Linked DNA regions of Homo sapiens: region 2 is linked to region 1. A link is a contact called in ENCODE Hi-C or POLR2A ChIA-PET data. All regions are on one chromosome and are shown on one strand. The core of a region is the stretch at or near the end of the contact, and the rest is flanking DNA. Distances in the headings are between cores, read along the strand shown. Region 1 has its middle 170 kb from the start of PHLDA1-AS1. Region 2 overlaps LOC105369844 (a long non-coding RNA gene).

Region 1 (4,729 bases), core at 1,069-3,568:
CATATATGTTTATATATAAATGAAAACATTATATATATGAATGAAAACATATATGGTTTATATATATGAATGAAAACATATATATGGTTTATATATATGAATGTCATGGTTTCCTGGCTTATAGCTTCCATTAGCCCTTTTATAGTCCTTTGTTATAATGATGGGGCACTTTAGGTCTCAGGTGCAGGCCGCAGGAAACAGAATCACTCTCTGACCTTCTCCTTCCACTTGCCCAAGGCAGGACTCAATCTACTTGTGGGTCATAAGAACTTATATTCCAGAGAGGGTCCTGACTCATACCCTAGAGGAAGGAAGCCTGCACAGAGAGGCCAAGAAGAATCTGAACAGACGGGCCTCGCTGGGTTTAGATCACATCTTTTTTGTCCAATCACATTTCTACATGGTTTTCTATGTTTCAATCATGCCTATCCAGTGGAGTCTGCATAAAAGGCTCAGGAGGACTGGATTTGGGGAGCTTCCTGATAGCTGATCATGAGGAGGTTCCTGGTGTACCTTGAGGAGCTCTGTGCCCCTTCCTCCATACCTCACTCCCTTTATCTCTTCATCTGTATCTTTTGTGATATCCTCTATAGTAAACCAGTAAACATGTTTCCCTGAATTCTGTGAGCCATCCCATGAAATTAATTGAGCCCAAAGAGGTGGGTCATGGAAACCCCAACTTAAAGCTGGTCAGTCAAATTTCTGAGGGCCTGGGCTTGTGGCTGGTGGCTGAAGCAGGGGCCAGTTTTCATGATTGAGCCCTCTACTTGTGGGATCTGACGCTGTCTGCAAGCAGATAAAGCCGGAATCGAATTGGAGGACACCGAGCTGTTGTCTGCTGCAGAATGGATTCCTTGTTTGCTAGTGGGGAGAAATCTTCACATGTTTTGGGGTCACAGAAGTCTTCTGTGTTGATTGTTATGCTGTCGACGTGAGAGCAGGGGAAAAACGTGGTTTGAGTTCCTGAACACCACCCCTTGGGCAAGCTTGATGGAACAGATAACAGATGCTATTGGCTGTATCTACGTGCACACTGAATTGCCCTCCTGAAGGCTGGGGACTGTTGAACACATTTCACCTGTTGGAGGCTACCGGAGAGTAGATTATGATTAGGCCTCTTGCTTTCTGAGCAGAGCAGTGTTATTGGAAATAATGGGAATTCTATTTAGCTGGATGCTTTGGATTAGTAGGTGAATCATGGGTAAAAGATCTGCCTTTATTTAGTGATTCTCATGGTTTCAAAATGTATTAAGAGTAGTAAGTAAGATACCTATATTCAGGAGCTAATAATATTTGTAAAAAGTACCTATTCTGAGCCTCCAGTGATTTGTTTTATAGATGTGACCCTTAAGAGAAAATTTTAAAAATTGGACAATTTTTTTGTGGGAGGGGAATAGGCCTTGGGAGAGACACATAGTATTCTGGATCTGGAACTGATTTTCTTTCCTCCTTTTGATTCAAATTGGTTGTATTCCCAGCCACACCTACCACTTTGGGACCATCTCCTTTCCTGTCTGAACTGCATAGAAGTGGAAATCCTACTTGTATGCCAGACTCCCTTAACCCCAAAAGAACTTTTAAAGGTGTTCACTGATTTTTCTCTGCTTCTTGACTCAGATGTTAAATGATTGGCTTAGATTTTTACCTTTTTATCTTTCTGGGATTAAATCCTGGCCCCTCTTTTATATAATGTGTCATCTGGGGAAAATTATTTGACTTCTATGGATGTCAGTTTTCTTATTTATAAAATGGTGATAATAATAGACTTTACCTCTTGGGTTAGTATGGAGATTTAAAAGATATATTCTGTATTAGTCAGAGATCTCCAGAGAAAGAGAACCAATAGGATATATATAGATATAAGAGGGAATTTATTAAGGGAATTGGATCATGTGATTATAGAGGCTGAGAAATCCTGATATGCTGTCTGCAAGCTGGAGAACCAGAGAAGCTGGTAGTGTAATTCTGTCTGAGTCCAAAGGCCTGGGAACAGGGGAGCCAACGGTGCAACTCTCAGTCCAAGGCTGAAGGCCTGAGAACCTGGAGTTCCGACGTCTGAGGGCAGGACAAGATGGCTATCCCCAACCCAGAAGAGAATGAATTGACTCTCCCTCTGGCTTTTTATCCAGAGGATGTGGGTGATCATCATCTAGTCGGTGCAGAGCCTGGATGGAAGTCTGCTGATTACTAAGTCTACTGATTCAAATGCTTATCTCTTCCAGAAGCACCGTCACAGACACACCCGGGAATAATGTTTTGCTCGCTACCTGGGTATTCCCAACCCAGTCTAGTGGATACCTAAAATTAACTGTCATATATTCCATATTGTTAGTGCAATGTTTGGTGAACAGCAAAATGTTCAACAGATGTTAGCTCTAATTTTTATTTTGTTATCCTATGCCTCAAATTCTTTCAGGTTGTCTTTATAAGTATACGACTGATTCATGTTTATTGACTCACTAACAATAGAGTATTTACCTAACTGTGAATCATGTTTTATTTCCTATAGGTGGCTATTTTATATTTGAAAATGGAAACAGGAAAATCTTGCCTTTTATAGTCAGCCTGAGTAATCTGACTTCAATTGAGTGCATGCATTTATGGGGGGGTAAGGTGATGGAAGGAATATTTGGACTATAAAGCTCAATTCCCAAATCCTATTTCTCAGCCTTCAACGGTGCAGGAAATCAGTCACTGCATTTCTGATACTGATGACCTCTTTGGTCCTGACTCATCTGAGATGATGCCATACAGAAACCATGGCTCTGGCAAATAGACATGTAATTTGTTTCTTGGACTTAGTAGTGTACAAATTGGGATATTCTCAGCACTAATCTCCCTAACAAGGACAATTCCTGGTTGCAAATTATTTAGTCTACATACAATTTGGGAACTTGGGAATGTTTAGATATTCAGCTGTTTCACAAGCCAGACTATTCAAGTTCAGAGAATTTCTGCTGAATCCTCTGATTTGATTCAGATTATATACAAGCTTAGGCAACTCTTTTGTGGAAGGTATTGAACAACAAGGCAATGAATCATATGGCTTAGTGAACTCTGCCTTAGGTTATTCAGTCATTCATCAAACATTCATTATACAACTACTCTGTGTCAGCCCTTGGTCTCAGTACTGAGGACACACACAAATGAATGTGCTACCCTGTCTGTTCTCTGGGGCCTCAAGGGTGGATAGTAACTTTGTAGGAAATATTCTGTGGAAAAGCAGGGAACAATTATCCATCCGTCCATTCTTCAATTCAACAAATATTTATGAAACATTTATGTGAGCCAGGCATCAAGTTAGGTATAGGTGATTCAGCAATAGACAATACAGATGCTCCCTGTCCTCCTAGACTTATTATAACTCATGGTAGAGATAAACAATCAAATAATTAAACATAAATTTATAGTACCTTGGGATAAATGCAAGATAAGTGAACCATTTACAGTACATTGTGATATAGGGAATATAGTAATGAAGGCTAAATGCTCAATTTAGAAGTGATTTCTCTCTCTGCCTCACCTGAGGAAAGATCTGAAGCTTTGAGCGGAACAGTTCCATTTGAAAGTGGTCATATAAGAGGACTGTATCTTTAGAAGTTTCTTTGGTTATACAGGCTCGTACAAAAGCAATTACGAGCAGAGACTGGAACAATACTAGAAATATAGTTGATGACTTAAATGGAAGAAAACCTGTGTATTAGGCATTGGACTTTGAGTAATTGTAGACATAAAAACTCAAAGTTCTTTACAATGAGCATATTAGCACTGACAACAGGAAACAGCCAAAAAAGACCTTCATGGATGAAAACTATAAAATAAGATGCAGATTTGGACTCAGATAAGGACAGAGTTTCTCTCCCAAGTGGTCCTGGTTAAGGGCTTTACCAATGTTCTAGAGAGGAGGACATTTAAACCTGTGATTATTTATATTTTACCATACGTATTTTTGCTTACAATAAGTAAGGTATATGGATTCAATTCATTTATCATAGGAGGTTGTATTTCCTTATATATTGTCTCATTTTTCTCATCAGGTCCTGTGTTAAAAAAAAGTTTTCTCTTACTGTTGAGAAGTACCTGAATCAAATAGAACAAACCAACACTACTGTCCTAGTACCCTAAGCAGGTAGCTGGCTAAAAAGCTCTCACTAATTTTTGGTACAAGGCCTCGAATACTGAGAGTGTCTACAAAGTCAGAAGTTCTCAAGTCTATTTGTATATCAGGAACACCCAAGGAGCTTTAAAAAATAGAGATAACCAGACCCATCCTGCGAAATTGTGTTGTAATAGGTCTGGGGGAAATAACTGGGAATATATTTTTAAAAAGACTTCTTGGCCGGGCACGGTGGCTCACGCTGTAATCCCAGCACTTTGGGAGGCCGAGGTGGGTGAATCACAAGGTCAGGAGTTTGACACCAGCCTGGCCAATATGGTGAAACCCCGTCTCTGCTAAAGGTACAAAAATTAGCCGGGCATGGTGGTGGGCACCTGTAGTCCCAGCTACTTGGAAGGCTGAGGCAGGAGAATCGCTTGAACCCAGGAGGCAGAGGTTGCAGTGAGCTGAGATTACATCACTGCACTCCGGCCTGGGTGACAGAGACTCCACCTCAAAAAACAAAAAAAAACCCAAAAACAAAAAAAGACTTCTCAGATGATTCTGATGTACCTAGTCTGCATGGATTGCTGTTTCAGAACCTCTGTACTAGGTTAACAGTATGATTTTTAT
Region 2 (4,729 bases), core at 1,233-3,732, 210 kb after region 1:
TCCTGTGGCCTGAAGGTTAAAGAGAAATACGAGTGAATGTGTCATCTTAATGGGCTTTGAATGCACTCCCAAATGACATGTTTTTTTCTTTTTTCTTTTCAGTCTTGCTTATAAAAGTTACACCTGCAAAAATGGGACTGAATCCAGTGAGGAAGGACATAACATTTTGCCTGAATGTGCAAAATATGAGTGGGGTGTTGTCTGTATCCCTGCAGGCTCCGAGCAGCCTAGTGGGTAAATGAGCGTTTGTTTCCTGTGCACCATCTTTGAGTTGAAAATGAGTCACACACTCGTGGAAAGAATAGTACTATCTTCTTTTGTCTAGCTCTGCATGCTTTTGTGGTTACTGAATTTGTCTTAATGGGAAGCTTGATTGTTTCTCTTTTTGAGGCAAACCATTAGAATTTATTTTTAATCTGGAATAAGATTACTTTAAATATATTATTCTCGATTCATAACTGGATTCACAGCCAGTGTATACAATTACAGAAAATTTATATGGGGCAAAAAAAAAAAAAAAATCTCTCAGGTTTATGTAGTCATCTGGAAGCATAAACCGATTCCTAAATGTTTAAACTAATTTACTTTGAAAATGATGATAATAACTGTAATTTGTTGAATGTCTACTTTGTACCAGCCACTATGCTATGCATTTTTAATAGATTATTCCTAATCCATATAACATGCCCAAAATGCAGGTATCAATAACCCCTTTTTATAGCAAAGGAGAGCAAGGGTCAGAGAGATTAAGTAACTTGCCAGAAGGCATAGAGCTGATCAGTGAGGGAACTTGTATTCATCTCCATTTATGTCTAACCTCAGGGCCTGGGCTCCCTCCATTATGACATCCTACCTCTCTGCAAAGAGCATTTGATGACAAATTTGCCTCAATTCTTATTACAAAGAGGTAGGTCATAAAGTAAAAAGACCAACAATAATTTCCTTTTATCTTTGTAAGAAATTGATTTCATAGGCTGGAAAATACTTTTAGTCTTCCCTGGATGTGCAAAGAGGCTCAGATACATTTGGATACTGGAGTAGTTTCCACGACTCAGGGGACCCTGATTCTAGTTTTATTTTATCCAGCTCTGCATAGCCTCGATTTTGAGACTCCCAGGTCCCAGATATCTGAGGATTCTGAGGCATACACTTATGAATTCTTACTCCATTACTGTGTTCTTCAAGAGATGGAGGGATAGCTTATGGCTCAGGCTTGCACAAGGATTTCCAGACTAATGGAAGAAGGAACAAAGACACCAGAGCAGATACATTTAATGAAAAAAGTAAAAACAGATAAATTTATCATAAGGAAAACATCTGAAAAGTGTCAGCAGAGGCTGTGGTATCTGAAATTATTGCTGGACTATCTGCAATGATAAATCATTATTTCAGATAATCTGACTGAATTGCTGGCATGCTAGGGCCCCAAACTAAGAGTCACAGCTTCAATTATGAAAGTCATTTTCAGACATTTTATGAATGAGGATTTCCTTTTGAAAACCAGAGGGGAATCAAGAGGGGCTCACTTCTAAGAAATTTACCATTTAAATTCTAGATTTTCATTGAGTCTCATTTATTTATTTATTTATTTATTTATTTACTTTCTTTCTTACTTACTTTGAGACAAAGTATCACTCTGTCGCCCAGGCCGGCGTGCAGTGATGCAATCTTGGCTCACTGCAACCTCTGCCTCCCAGGTTCAAGCTATTCTCCTGCCCCACCCTCCCAAATAGTTGAGATTACAGGCATGCGCTACCATGCCCAGCTAATTTTTTTTCAGGGGTGGGGTTTCACCATTTTGGCCAGGCTGGTGTTGAACTCCTGACCTCAAGTGATCCACCTGCCTTGGCCTCCCAAAGTGCTGGGATTACGGGCATGAGCCACTGTGCCCGACCCACTGAGTCTTATTTTTGCCTTTCTTTCTGCTCTATGGGCTGTTTCATGTTCACACAAGGGGCTTGTGGAGCCACCGAGGACCTGGGGCAAATGCCTGTTTGTAGAATTGTGGAAGAGCAGCATCTCCAGTCTGAGTATATCATACATCTCTGATTTTGATTGGTACATTATGGATATTAATTTGGATTACAGACATTTTTATTAACTAATTATAGAACATTAAAGGAAAAGAAAACCACATTTGATAGTCGAGGCAAATTTCTCAAAGAAAGTTGTTCATGACCATATCATACTGCAGCAAGCTATGCCTGATGTGTACATTACCTAGCAATTTGGCTTTCTCACATCTATCACCCCTGTGTTACTCCAGATGCAAATTGGAGAGAACTTCCATTTACCTGTTCTTCTATTTTCACAACTTGGCATTCACTTGCCCTGGCTCCCATGTCTGATTAAGGAGCAGACACCAGGCGAGCACAGCAAGCTGATGCAATGGGTAGAGCTGCTGCTCACCAGGAAATGAAAGAATTCCTTTCCATAACTGTCAGACAAGGGAAGGGAAGGGCCATGCTCAGCTGGTCCTAGCCCATTCCTGTGTGGTGGGTCACACCCTTCTTGCAGATGGCAAGGCCTACTCTCTTCCTCATCTGCCACATCTACCTTTTCTTCAGAGACACTTCTCAAGATACTTGTGTAGTTTTCATTGGCTACACCAGCCTTCTCTGATCTTTGACTTCCCTGGTTTCTCCAGCATGTTTTGCCAGGTTCTGTTCTCCATGAACACCTACCTGATCACTTTGAAGGTTGTCTCAGTTAGAATGCATCCAGTTACCATATCAGAAAACACAAATTAAACTGGCTTATGCCATAAAGAAGATTTGTTGGCTCACATAACTGGAAATTCAGAAGTGTATAGGTGTCAGGATTGGTTTGATCCAGTCACAAAATTGCATCACCAAGGACTTGGTTTCTGTCCTTTTCTCTGATACTCAGTGGTGAGTGATGCAGCTTTGTGCCAAAGCTGCTATGCTTTTGTCCCAACATGGCTGCCAACAACTCCCAGGTCTACACCCACTGCCTGAAAAACCTGTTACTATTTGACCCAAAACCTCAGGCAAATGCTCCCTCCTGCCTTGCAGCCCAAATATTTGTCTTGGGCCAGATGGTAAAAATACTCTGATTTTTTAGGCCCTAAGAGCATGCTTTATGTGTGGAGCCAGCCTGGAGTCAGCATCCCCTGTCCTCTTGGTTTGCCTCCATGGACAAAAACGTAGGTAAGATAGTGGGTCTGGGTGTTGGCAAGTCAACCTCAAGGTCCATTTAGTTAGTCAAGTGTAATCATTTGCCTATCCTACCCTGCAGGTTCAAAACTCTCCATCTCTAGGATTAATTTCAGCCCTGTTGGGATATATTAGAAGATGTGTCTTTACATTAAGTTTGGGTCTAGTTGAAAGTGGTTTGATTTCTGTTGCCACATACTGATTCTCATACAGGGATCTGCTTCCTGGTGACACTCATCCCTCATCTCCTTATCTGGGTTTCTTAGACTTCTCTATGACATGACTCTGATAACTCCCTGCCCACTACCTGGATCTCCTGGAGGGCTGGGGGATCGAGTTTAAAATACAAGAGTCAGTTCCTCTTCCACTTTTCGCTTCCAACACTTGCTAGGGGAGGCCTCTGACTTGGTCTTCAGAGATCATTGAAGATCATTGAAGATCTCTGAAGACCAAGGCAAAGGCCACCCCTAGCCTTTTGTCTTTTATCTTCTCTTTTTGCCAGTGAACTCCACCTCTCTGGTACCAATGTGGTTCCTGCTTTTATACCACACCACCGCAGTTTATCTCTGTGCCACCCCTCACCATCCCTACTTTTCATCTTTGCATCTTTCTTTTCTCAGCTTCATTTTTCTATTTCCTTTTCTGTCCTCATTGCCTTATAGATGCCTCTTTCAAAGCAAAAACCACTTTGAAAAACCATTTCCCTTCTGGTCGGCCACTGACTCATTTGAAACTCTTAAACCCCTACTGTATGCAGAACACATGTACTTGATACATATTGAGGATGAAGAAGCAGTTTGTGCAAAGAGTTACAATATAGAGATATAAAAGCATATAAGAGCTGTAGAAGAAAAAGGGGTTACATCTCACAAGGGGTGCTATGGGGAAGGCACAAAAGGTCAAGAATAACCCAACTTATTTGTGGTTTTGGGACTTTTCAGGGTGCTTGGCAATGTTGATGGAAAGATAACTGAAATTTTAGTTCATATAATGCCCTATGTGTCCCAAATTATTTCTTGGACATCTAATTTCTTTAACTGTATTGTATTGTAACTTCATTAAGGGCAGAGACAATTCTGTCAAATCAACCCCACTTTACTCCTAAGGAGCACATGTGTTTAAAGGCAGCTCAGTGCCTCATCAATAAAAAGTTTGCATCAAATGCTTATTGAACAAAAGAATAAATAATCCATGACCTGAGCGGAAGTTCATATAGCCTCTATTGAAAAAAATTCTATTTTTAGAGATTCACAGAAATTCAGGAGTGAAAAATACCTTAAGAGTTATTTGGTCTAGTAATTCCCAAATCTGGAGATATATTATAACTGAATAGGGGTGTGTTGGGATGGGTTGTTTTTAGAATGTAGACCCCTGACCTCTTCCCCAGACCAACTGAATTAGAATCTGTGTGTTTCGTGAACTAGAATCTGTGTGTTTTGGAAACTGTGGTCTAGCATTTACCAGGCCCTGCTGCTTCTGCTGGGCTGTCAGGTTTTGGGCCCACAAATGAAGTCTGACTTCATCTAGTGTCTGACAATTCGTTTTTTTCTCCA

The links. Hi-C counts contacts between places; a loop is a spot of excess contacts on that map. ChIA-PET counts read pairs that join two places held with the same protein, here RNA polymerase II (POLR2A). Pooled maps may share reads with other maps.
Region 2: a loop to region 1 is called in a map of mammary epithelial cell, with 7 times the contacts of the local background. The contact joins two enhancer-like sites. A Hi-C loop is called at or near these places in 3 of 168 maps with a recorded cell type or tissue (HCT116, PC-3 and mammary epithelial cell) and 2 of 50 pooled maps. POLR2A ChIA-PET finds 5 or more read pairs at or near these places in 1 of 52 experiments (HepG2).

What each region holds. Positions count from the first base shown.
Region 1 is chr12:75,861,125-75,865,853 of GRCh38, reverse strand. No RefSeq gene overlaps it. Among named protein-coding and RNA genes, the nearest start is that of PHLDA1-AS1, 170 kb to the left of the region's middle. RefSeq lists a silencer at 2,551-2,845. Within about 2 kb of position 2,318, at least 6 of the 41 ENCODE cell types and tissues checked have a DNase peak (open chromatin) inside an H3K27ac peak, as active enhancers do; they include HCT116, PC-3 and mammary epithelial cell, where a contact is called at or near this core.
Region 2 is chr12:75,654,549-75,659,277 of GRCh38, reverse strand. It overlaps LOC105369844 (a long non-coding RNA gene), which reads left to right. Exons shown (of 16, transcript XR_007063375.1): 8 at 103-234. Among named protein-coding and RNA genes, the nearest start is that of KRR1, 150 kb to the right of the region's middle. Within about 2 kb of position 2,482, at least 6 of the 41 ENCODE cell types and tissues checked have a DNase peak (open chromatin) inside an H3K27ac peak, as active enhancers do; they include HCT116, PC-3 and mammary epithelial cell, where a contact is called at or near this core.